Linked DNA regions of Homo sapiens: region 1 is linked to region 2. A link is an interaction called in ENCODE POLR2A ChIA-PET data of the cell type or tissue named here. Cell type or tissue: HepG2. All regions are shown on one strand. Links, peaks and the distances in the headings refer to the core of each region. The heading gives the core; the rest is flanking DNA.

What was found. ChIA-PET counts read pairs that join two places held together with the same protein. Peaks named below come from ENCODE experiments on the same cell type or tissue, not always from the same donor. Only the 100,000 strongest peaks of a DNase experiment are listed, where the experiment ranks them.
Region 1: POLR2A ChIA-PET joins it to region 2 with 6 read pairs; 5 of 35 experiments call an interaction of 5 or more read pairs at or near these places.

What each region holds. Positions count from the first base shown.
Region 1 is chr2:109,544,333-109,548,723 of GRCh38, reverse strand. SEPTIN10 (septin 10) reads left to right here. Exons shown (of 11, transcript NM_144710.5): 10 at 2,487-2,674. It also overlaps a transcript of RANBP2 not described here. Among named protein-coding and RNA genes, the nearest start is that of SEPTIN10, 67 kb to the left of the region's middle. In HepG2, for the core only: a CTCF peak has its summit at 2,435; a DNase peak (open chromatin) is centred at 2,413.
Region 2 is chr2:109,642,095-109,646,485 of GRCh38, reverse strand. It overlaps a transcript of RANBP2 not described here. Among named protein-coding and RNA genes, the nearest start is that of SOWAHC, 30 kb to the right of the region's middle. In HepG2, for the core only: no CTCF peak of the experiment used is centred there; DNase peaks (open chromatin) are centred at 885, 1,615 and 2,085; H3K4me3 peaks cover 983 bases.

The DNA of each region.
Region 1 (4,391 bases), core at 282-4,281, 98 kb after region 2:
GCTCACTGCAACCTCGGCCTCCCGGCTTCAGGCAATTCTCCTGTCTCAGCCTCCCGAGTAGCTGGGACTACAGGCGCACACTGCCACACCTGGTTAATTTTTTGTATTTTAGTAGAGACGGGGTTTCCCCGTGTTGCCCAGGCTGGTCTTGAACTCCTGAGCTCAGGCAATCCACCCACCTCGGCCTCCCAAACGTCTCCCCCTTTCTAGACAACTTGGTGTCTTAGAAAAAGATAACATAGCCAGGCGCTGTGGCTCATGCGTGTAAACCTCCGTGAGCCAATGAGCCTGTAAACCTCAATGAGCCATCACGCCCAGCTATGTCGTCTTTTTCTAGACACCAAGTCCTGCTTTGTTTGCATGAATGCCAGGTTTCTACCCAGAACTAAAATGTTAATGTCAGATTTACCTAACCAGATCAGAGGACCAAAAATAAGGTTATCTTTTAAAATGTAGATTCTAGACACTGTGGTTGTGTTGTTAGAGGGCACAGCACACAGCTGATTCCTATGGAGCTGGCTTAAGACCCTAGTTTTTTTTTTTTTTGAGGTAAGCCACAATTAAACCAGGTCCACCTACATTCTCCTTGGACCTTGTCTCTCTGAACTGCATGCAGAACTTCACATAACTTTCATCTGTATTTCCTCTCATTACTAGTTCTTCTACATCTTTTAGAATTCTTTTATGAGCAGTATTGTGTGCTGTGCTGGGGGTATAAAAATGAAAAAGACATAGCTCCTAAGTAATCCTCAGGGAGACGTTGCTCCCACAGTTACCCCAGCACATGTGTGCTAAGGGTTTCTCTTTTGCACCTGTAACAGAGCACAGGACACAGAAAGAACTACCCAGGGTGGCAGCTGGAGCAAGCTGAGTTTCCTATTTTTTGTTATTAACAATGGCTAATATTTATCGAGTGCTTACTCAGTGCCAGCCATCATGGTAAAAACGTTAGATAGATGTTTTCTTTTGGTATATCCCAGTTGTTTTAAAGCTTCCTTTTTATTTGTAAGTTTCCAGAGTTTTATGCCCTTCATAGCTTTGAGAAATATGCCTTCTATGATCCATATAGGGCATTCCTTAAATTGTGGAACAAAATAAATTAAAAGGCCTGCCCCAAAATTGACATCTAAGGTGACATTGCTCCCTTTATATGGTTTATCAAGATGATTTTCAGCCCCAAGGAGGTGAAAAACTGCTGAATTGTATTCTTTAAATAATTTTTTCTTCTGCTTTTTTCACTTAAGAGAAATCTCTTGAAACTCATTTAACAGTTGTATACGGGAAGAATAACCCCTATAGGTTCTTATTGGAATGACCCCTTATTTTCAGATTAACCAAAAAAAAAAAAAAAAAACAAGTTTATTAGCATGTATATTTCACATATACAGGGGTGATACAGTCAATGAGTAGTTCTCAAAGAGGCGACTGCATTCTACCTTCTATAGCATCTTCAACAAAGAACAGTTAATTTTTACAGAAATGACAAGACAAAGGAAAAGGACTTGGAGTCTCTAGAGGCAGCAACTTGGAGGAAGGCACATAGCTGGCAGATGAAGGCTAGTCAGTAAAGCTAGTTAATGTAGAGCTGTCTGGTACCAGTCTCCAGGCCCAAAAGGGTCTGAAGTTGTCTTTGGTGGTTAACCTTTGTTCTCCCTGGTTGGGGAAGGGGGCTGGATACCTTTTTTCTTTGTACATCTGTATCCTGCCTTTAGGCGCCTAAAGGGAGGTCAGAGAGCTTTCCTGTATCTGCTGCTTCTTAGTTGCCCTCAGCTCAACAGTCCTGCACATTCTGCTCTCCTACAGCTGCATCAAATGTATTTAGCATTAATTTATTCTTTATCTTTATTGGCTATGTAGGCAATGTTTTTCCTATTATAGTGTAAATTCTACTATGATGAGTATTTTTATATGTAAAGCTTTCTCTGAATTTAGGATTTTTTTAAGCCTAGATCTCAGGACATTGAAAGACTATGGAAAAATAGAATACAGTTTTAACATTCTTGACATAGTTGACAATTGACACTTGCTTTCCAGTGATGTTTACTAGTACAGTTTTCAATAACTGTTTACTGCATATATTTTATTTGGAAAATAGTGTTGTTGTTTTTTTCCTTTCTGGTAATTTCTTTCTATACTTTGCATCTCTTATTTTTATTGAGCATGGACTTGAGAGACTTTAAGAAGTTTTGTAGGGAAAATACACACCGAGAAAATAAAAACTCTAGGAAAAGTTCACAATGTTTTAAAAATAGTTTTGTACATAAAGCTATGATTTTTGCATGGGAACTCATTTAAATTAAAGTTACCAAGGGAATTCCATATGTAAACTTTTCCTTGAACTATGAACTTCTGAGACTTCAGAAAGATTTTGACTGTGTAGGTTATTCTGTGTTGCGCTATGGGGTCCGCCTTTGTGTTGCTGAGCTGGAGAGCGTGCCTCTGCTGCCGCGCTGTGTCAGTAGTGGGGATTGCACTTTTGTTTCCAGCTACAGGCCAAATTTGAGCACCTTAAGAGACTTCACCAAGAAGAGAGAATGAAGCTTGAAGAAAAGAGAAGACTTTTGGAAGAAGAAATAATTGCTTTCTCTAAAAAGAAAGCTACCTCCGAGATATTTCACAGCCAGTCCTTTCTGGCAACAGGCAGCAACCTGAGGAAGGACAAGGACCGTAAGAAGTAAGAGGCCCAGCCACCCTCCCTGGCAGCCCTGCCCACACTTGTCACATTGCCCTGTCGGATCTTCCTAGCGCTTCTTACTTCTGCTTCCTTATGCTTTGTCTTCCTTCTCCAACTAAATGTCAGCTCCTGGAGAGGAGAGACCTTGTCCCTCTTGTTCACTGCTGTTTCCCCAGCATCCAGAACAGCACCTGGCACATGTTATGTGTTCAGTATTTGCCAAAATGAATGAATGAACAAAATAAAAATACATCACAGTGTGAAAAGGATCAGTTAGCTGGGGGAAAATGGCTGCTCTTATTGAATAGCCCAGCCGTGGCCCTAGTACACAGCTAATGGCTGCTGACCTACCATGAGTTATTTTGAATTTCATGTCTAAATAAAGCTGTGCCCTTTGTTGGGGAATTATAGACATAAGATAGTATTTTATTGAATTAATTCTTAGGTTCAGTTTTTTAGAACAAATTCTACTGATACTGATTTTGTGAGAATTTTTATTTTAATAAGGGAACCAGGCTGTCGATTCGAACTCCTGTGCATTGATGTCAGAGCTTGTGAAACCAATGGTGGACGTAAAGACGCAGAGAAAGGTAGAGAGGGCCACAGTGCAAGGGGGCAGCCATGAGTAGCATGTGGATGATAATCGCAAGGCGTGTAGGTTTGGGGTATGTGTTAAAATCAGTTACCCAAGTTTTAGAAAATAAGTTTATTTTTCCTTTTTGATAATTTCCTTCTGTACTTTGTGTCCCTTGTTTTATTTCTCCCACTTAAGTATCCCTGTCGGTTTAACTATTTGGCTCTTGAGGAAATTCATCATGCCTTGTTCTATTCAGAATGCTCATTTGGGGGACTCTGCCTCAGTTTACTCTAGCTACCTCTGTGCTAGCAGCGTTGCATGCTCCCATGTTCCCCACAGAGCAACACATCTGGTTTAATGCTCTCACTGCATCTATTTCAGACCCATTTTCAGAATATTGCAACTCAACTTTAAAATAGGAAAACATAACCTTGGCCCATTGGTGGCTTTCAATTTTTAAATATGGAGAAGTAAACCACAGGACTTTGGCAGATTTTATTGGCTTATATATTTTACAGGTATTTTTGTTTGTTTGTTTGTTTTTTTGGAAAAGAGGAAGGAATTCTCATGTATGATCTTTCAATGCAAGCTCTCCAAGGGCATGGATCTTTATCTTGTTCATTGATATAGCCATCCCCAGAGCCTAGAGCAGTTGTCTGGTACATAGTAGGCATGCAATTATTTTTGAAAGAATAAATAGTATAAAAGCTGTATTTTATTCAAGCATTGAATTTAGAAAGATAAACTATAAATTTATTACTGCTTTTCAACATGCTTTGGATTTTAAAGCTAATGGATCTTTTATTAATACCTTTTTTCCTTTCATCTTAACCCAGTGTTACTAAAATTAGATTTCCCATTTTTTCCCCTATATGAAAGATAATTTACATTTACCTTGTAAAAATTATCACCCTGCTCCACTTGAGAACCCTGCTGTTGTTTGCAAAATCAGGACCAAGCCCATATTTTTTGAGAGCTCTCTAGAAGAATTTATCTTCAAGAAAATATGGTTTGGTGTTTTTGGTTTTTTCTTTTCTTTTTCAAAGTCCCATGGCCAGATATCCTATAATATACTAGATGCATGTTTGCTAATTTTTACTTGAATTTTTTTTAAATTGTACCAATCAAAAGGTTCTTTTT
Region 2 (4,391 bases), core at 109-4,108:
TACAAATACATGCAAACATGAGTACAGGGGAGAGCATTACTCCTTTTGCCTCAGGCTCCAGTGTGGTTGGGCATGATGCAGTCAGAGCCTGTCTGCATTTAATATAGTAATATTTTATTTGTGATTTTTAAAAATTCATTTAATTTTTTAAAATATTGCATCAAAATATCATTTATCTGGATGACTTTTTGCCTCTTGCCCCCTTACATTTTGCACCCGATGTGAGCGTCTCACACACCTGACCCTGGTCCTAGTCTGAAGCCAGTGCCACTTTCTGGGTGAAGTAGGTCTTGCCTTACGGATAAGGGACAGTCACCTGGGAGAAGACCAGAAATAAAATCAACTAACAGAACATAGCCTAGGGTGAGAGCATGGTAGATTGCCTCAGAAGGACCAAATGCCGGAGGAGGGAAGGTTGGGGACAGCATTCCGGCCCCAGCCGGTAGAGCTCAGCTGGTGTCAGGCTTCACGTTTCCTTTGACTTTAGCTCCCTTGAGTTCTCCCTGGTGTCTGTGAAGTTTTCATGAGCATTTCAGCCTTTTTTGGCTGCGTTGAGAGTTTTGTCTACACTCCGAGCATAGAGTTTGAAATGGGAATGGCGCACCCCTGAGAGCCAGTATGTGGGAGACAGCCATAATCAAATAATTACAATGAACACTCATGCTGGACTTACCGGGTATAGACACAGCTTCATCTATGTTCACAGATTCTAACCTCCAAGCAGCTCTAGGAGGTAGGCACTAGTAATAACTATTTTTGACTGATGAGGAAATTGAGGCAGAAAGAGGTTTGTCCACATATTTAAGTGAAGGGTCGGGAATTCCAGTCTAGACAGGCTGACTCTTGAGTCCAGGCAGGGGACCCTGAGCCTGTCGCACCTCTCAGGAATCCAAGCTTCAGACCATGTGGCAGCCTGAGCTTGCAGGTACAGCCAGGCTTGGTTTGTTTAGCACATCTCCCCGGAAAGCCTTCTTTCAGAAGCAAACTGAGGAGGACCCGCATTTACTTTTGTAAGGCGTAGTTTCGCTTACTAATGACAGCAACAATTGGCTTTACACAGAGAACAAAATCTCAGGCTGAAAGGGTGAATTTCAGGCATCTCTCATCAGGGATTTGGCCAGAAGGGGCTGGGTGCCCACTCTGTGCCAATTCTAAGACTCCTTGCTGTTCTAGATTAAGGTTGCTGAATTTACGTACTAAGTGGAGGGGTATTTGCAACCTCCCTTCACTCTGTAAGCTAATTTACATTTAAACCTTGGTTGCCTCTCGCTGGCAACTAAGGCTCCACAACAGCCGTCAAGGAATTAATTTCTGGGGCCCATGAAGGCGTGCCTGAGAAATAAAAGTGCTGTGGGAGAATTTTGCCAACAGGCTGAAGAGCAACCTTGCTGCCATGCACACAGACATTTAGGATCCCGCTGGCTTGTGAATCCTGGCATAGTTGCTGGGGGCCACACAGTCGGGAGGCAAACAAAGCTGCTCAGTTAGCACTGCAGTGCTTTTCCTGGGAGTGGGAACTCGCAGGAGCAAACCAACTAGGGAAACGTCCCTAAAGTAGACAGCTTCACCAGAGTGGTTATTGTTGACTTCCTCTTCTGGTTGTTTAAAGTGACAGGCCTTGGGGCTTAGGATCTTGTGATCTAGAAAGCAAATATTGACAAGCAGCCGGGGGGAGGCAGGGCAGAAAACAAGGTCCAGGTTTAGATGACAGCTCCGCTAAGAAAAGTGGAGGGCAGGCCGCAGGCTGACATTCCAGTCCCAGCGGCCTCATCCAGGCAGCCTTGCTGTGACTGCCCGGGAAAACAGTGTTTCACATGCCCTTGGGGATAAAGAGAACACAGGAGCCAGTTCACAGTTCTGAATGTGGTTACTACAAAAGCCCACTTTCTTTTCTATTCTTTTTTTCCCTTGGAGCTATTTTGCAGACAGTTTTTAAGCAATTTTTCTTTAGATTCTGAAAAACCCCAACTCTAACACAAACTACTTTTCTTTAACCATATTCTCTACCTTAGTGATCTGATAAGAGGCCATGGTTTTCAATACCATTGGAACCGCCCGAGGCATTCACCTCGCCAGCTGCCTAGACAGAGTAGATTCATCAACACAGGGAAATTGCAATAGTGAAAGAGAAATTCGTGCAGAGTCAGCTGTGCAGGAGACTGGAGTCTGATTTTTTTTTTGAGACGAGTCTCACTCTGTTGCCCAGGCTGGAGTGCAGTGGCGTGATGTCAGCTCACTGCAAACTCCACCTCCTGGGTTCAAGAGATTCTCCTGCCTCGGCCTCCGGAGTAGCTGGGACTACAGGCGTGCACCACCACGCCTGGCTAAGTTTTTAGTTTTTTTTTGTTTTTTTGTTTTTTTTTTTGAGACAGAGTCTCACTCTGTCGCCCAGGCTGGAGTGCAGTGGTGCGATCTCAGCTCACTGAAACCTCCGCCTCCTGGGTTCAAGCGACTCTCCTGCCTCAGCCTCCCGAGTAGCTGGGATTGCAGGCGCCTGCCACCATGCCCGGCTAATTTTTGTATTTTTAGTAGAGATGGGGTTTCACCATGTTGGTCATGCTGGTCTTGATCTCCTGACCTCGTGATCCGCCTGCCTAGGCCTCCCAAAGGGCTGGGATTACAGGTGTGAGCCACTGAGCCCAGCCCAGAGTTCTATTATTACTCAAATGAGTCTCCCCAAGCATTCAGGAAACAGGGTTTTTTGTTTGTTTGTTTGTTTTTGAGAGGGAGTCTCACTCTGTGGCCCAGGCTGGAGTGCAGAGGTGTGATCTCAGTTCACTGCAACCTCCACCTCCTGGGTTCCAGTGATTCTCCTGCCTCAGCCTCCCAAGTAGCTGGGACCACAGTCACGTGCCACCACGCCTGGCTAATTTTTTTTTTGTATTTTTAGTAGAGATGGGGTTTCACCACGTTGGCCAGGCTGGTCTGAAACTCCTGATCTCAGGTGATCTGCCAGCCTTGGCCTCCCAAAGTGCTGGGATTACAGGTGTGAGCCGCTGCGCCCAGCCTTTGGCAGGCTTCTTTACTGCAACCTGCTTTATCAGCAAGGTCTTTAAGACCTGTATCTTGTGCCGACCTCCTATGTCATCCTGTGACTTATAATGCTTAACCGTCTGGGAATAGAGCCCAGTAGGTTTCAGCCTCATTTTACTCAACCCCTATTCAAGATGGAGTTGCTCTGGTTCAAACGCCTCTGACAATTTGAACTGGAGTTTATGCTATGTTTATGGAACATTTATGTACTAGTACATGCTTTTCTAGCCAAGTTGGGAGATGATCTTTTTTTTTTTTTCTTTTGAAAAGAGTTTTGCTCTATCGCCCAGGCTGGAATGCTAGAATGCAGTGGCACGGTCACAGCTCACTGCAGCCTCAAATTCCTGAGCTCAAGCAATCCTCCCACCTCAGCCTCCTGAGTAGCTGGGACTTATAGATGTGAGCCATCACACCCGGCTAATGTTTTAAAAAAAAATTTTAGTAGAGACAGGGTCTCACTGTGTTGCCCAGGCTGATCTCAAACTCCTGAGCTCAAGCAATTCACCTGCCTCAGCCTTCTGGAGTGTTGGGATTACAGGCGTGAGCCACCACACCCGGCCAAGACTATTCTTTATCTTCCAATATGAGATGCAGATTCCAGACTTTGAGTGCATACATCACACTGTCCTATGCTGGAACCAAGCATTCAGTCATCACATGATTTAGCCTAAGTCTCATCTCTTCTAACACTTCCAATCTTAAAAAATTTTCCCTTCTGTGGTAATCAATAACACACAAGTTTGTATATCTCACCTTCAGCACTGATATTGTTAGTTACCTTTCTTTTTTTTTTTTTATTTGAGATGGAGTCTTGCTCTGTTGCCTACAGGTGCACGTCACCATGCCCAGCTAATTTTTTGTATTTTTAGTAGAGACGGGGTTTCACCGTGTTAGCCAGGATGGTCTCAATCTCCTGACCTCATGATCCGCCCGCCTCGGCCTCCCAAAGTGCTGGGATTACAGGCGTGAGCCACCGCTCCCGGCCTTGTTAGTTACCTTTCTATGTGCACATGACTTTCCTATCCATCTAGGTTATAAATTACTGAGACCAAGAACTTTGTTTGGCGCTTTTTAGCACACATAGCACTACAGTCCAGAGTAAGTGGTAAATGAATCTGGTTTTGTTAAGTGTCAATAATCAGTTAAATGCTAGTGGTAGAAATTTGAAAGCTTGGGAGGAAAAAGATGATGATACCTGAAAGTTAAATTAGGAAAAATAAAGCTGAAAGCAGCCAGGTGCAGTGGCTCACACTTATAATTGCACTTTGGGAGGCCAAGGCAGGTGGATAACACGGTCAGGAGTTCGAGACCAGCCTAGCCAACATGGTGAAACCCTGTCTCTATTAAAATACAAAAAA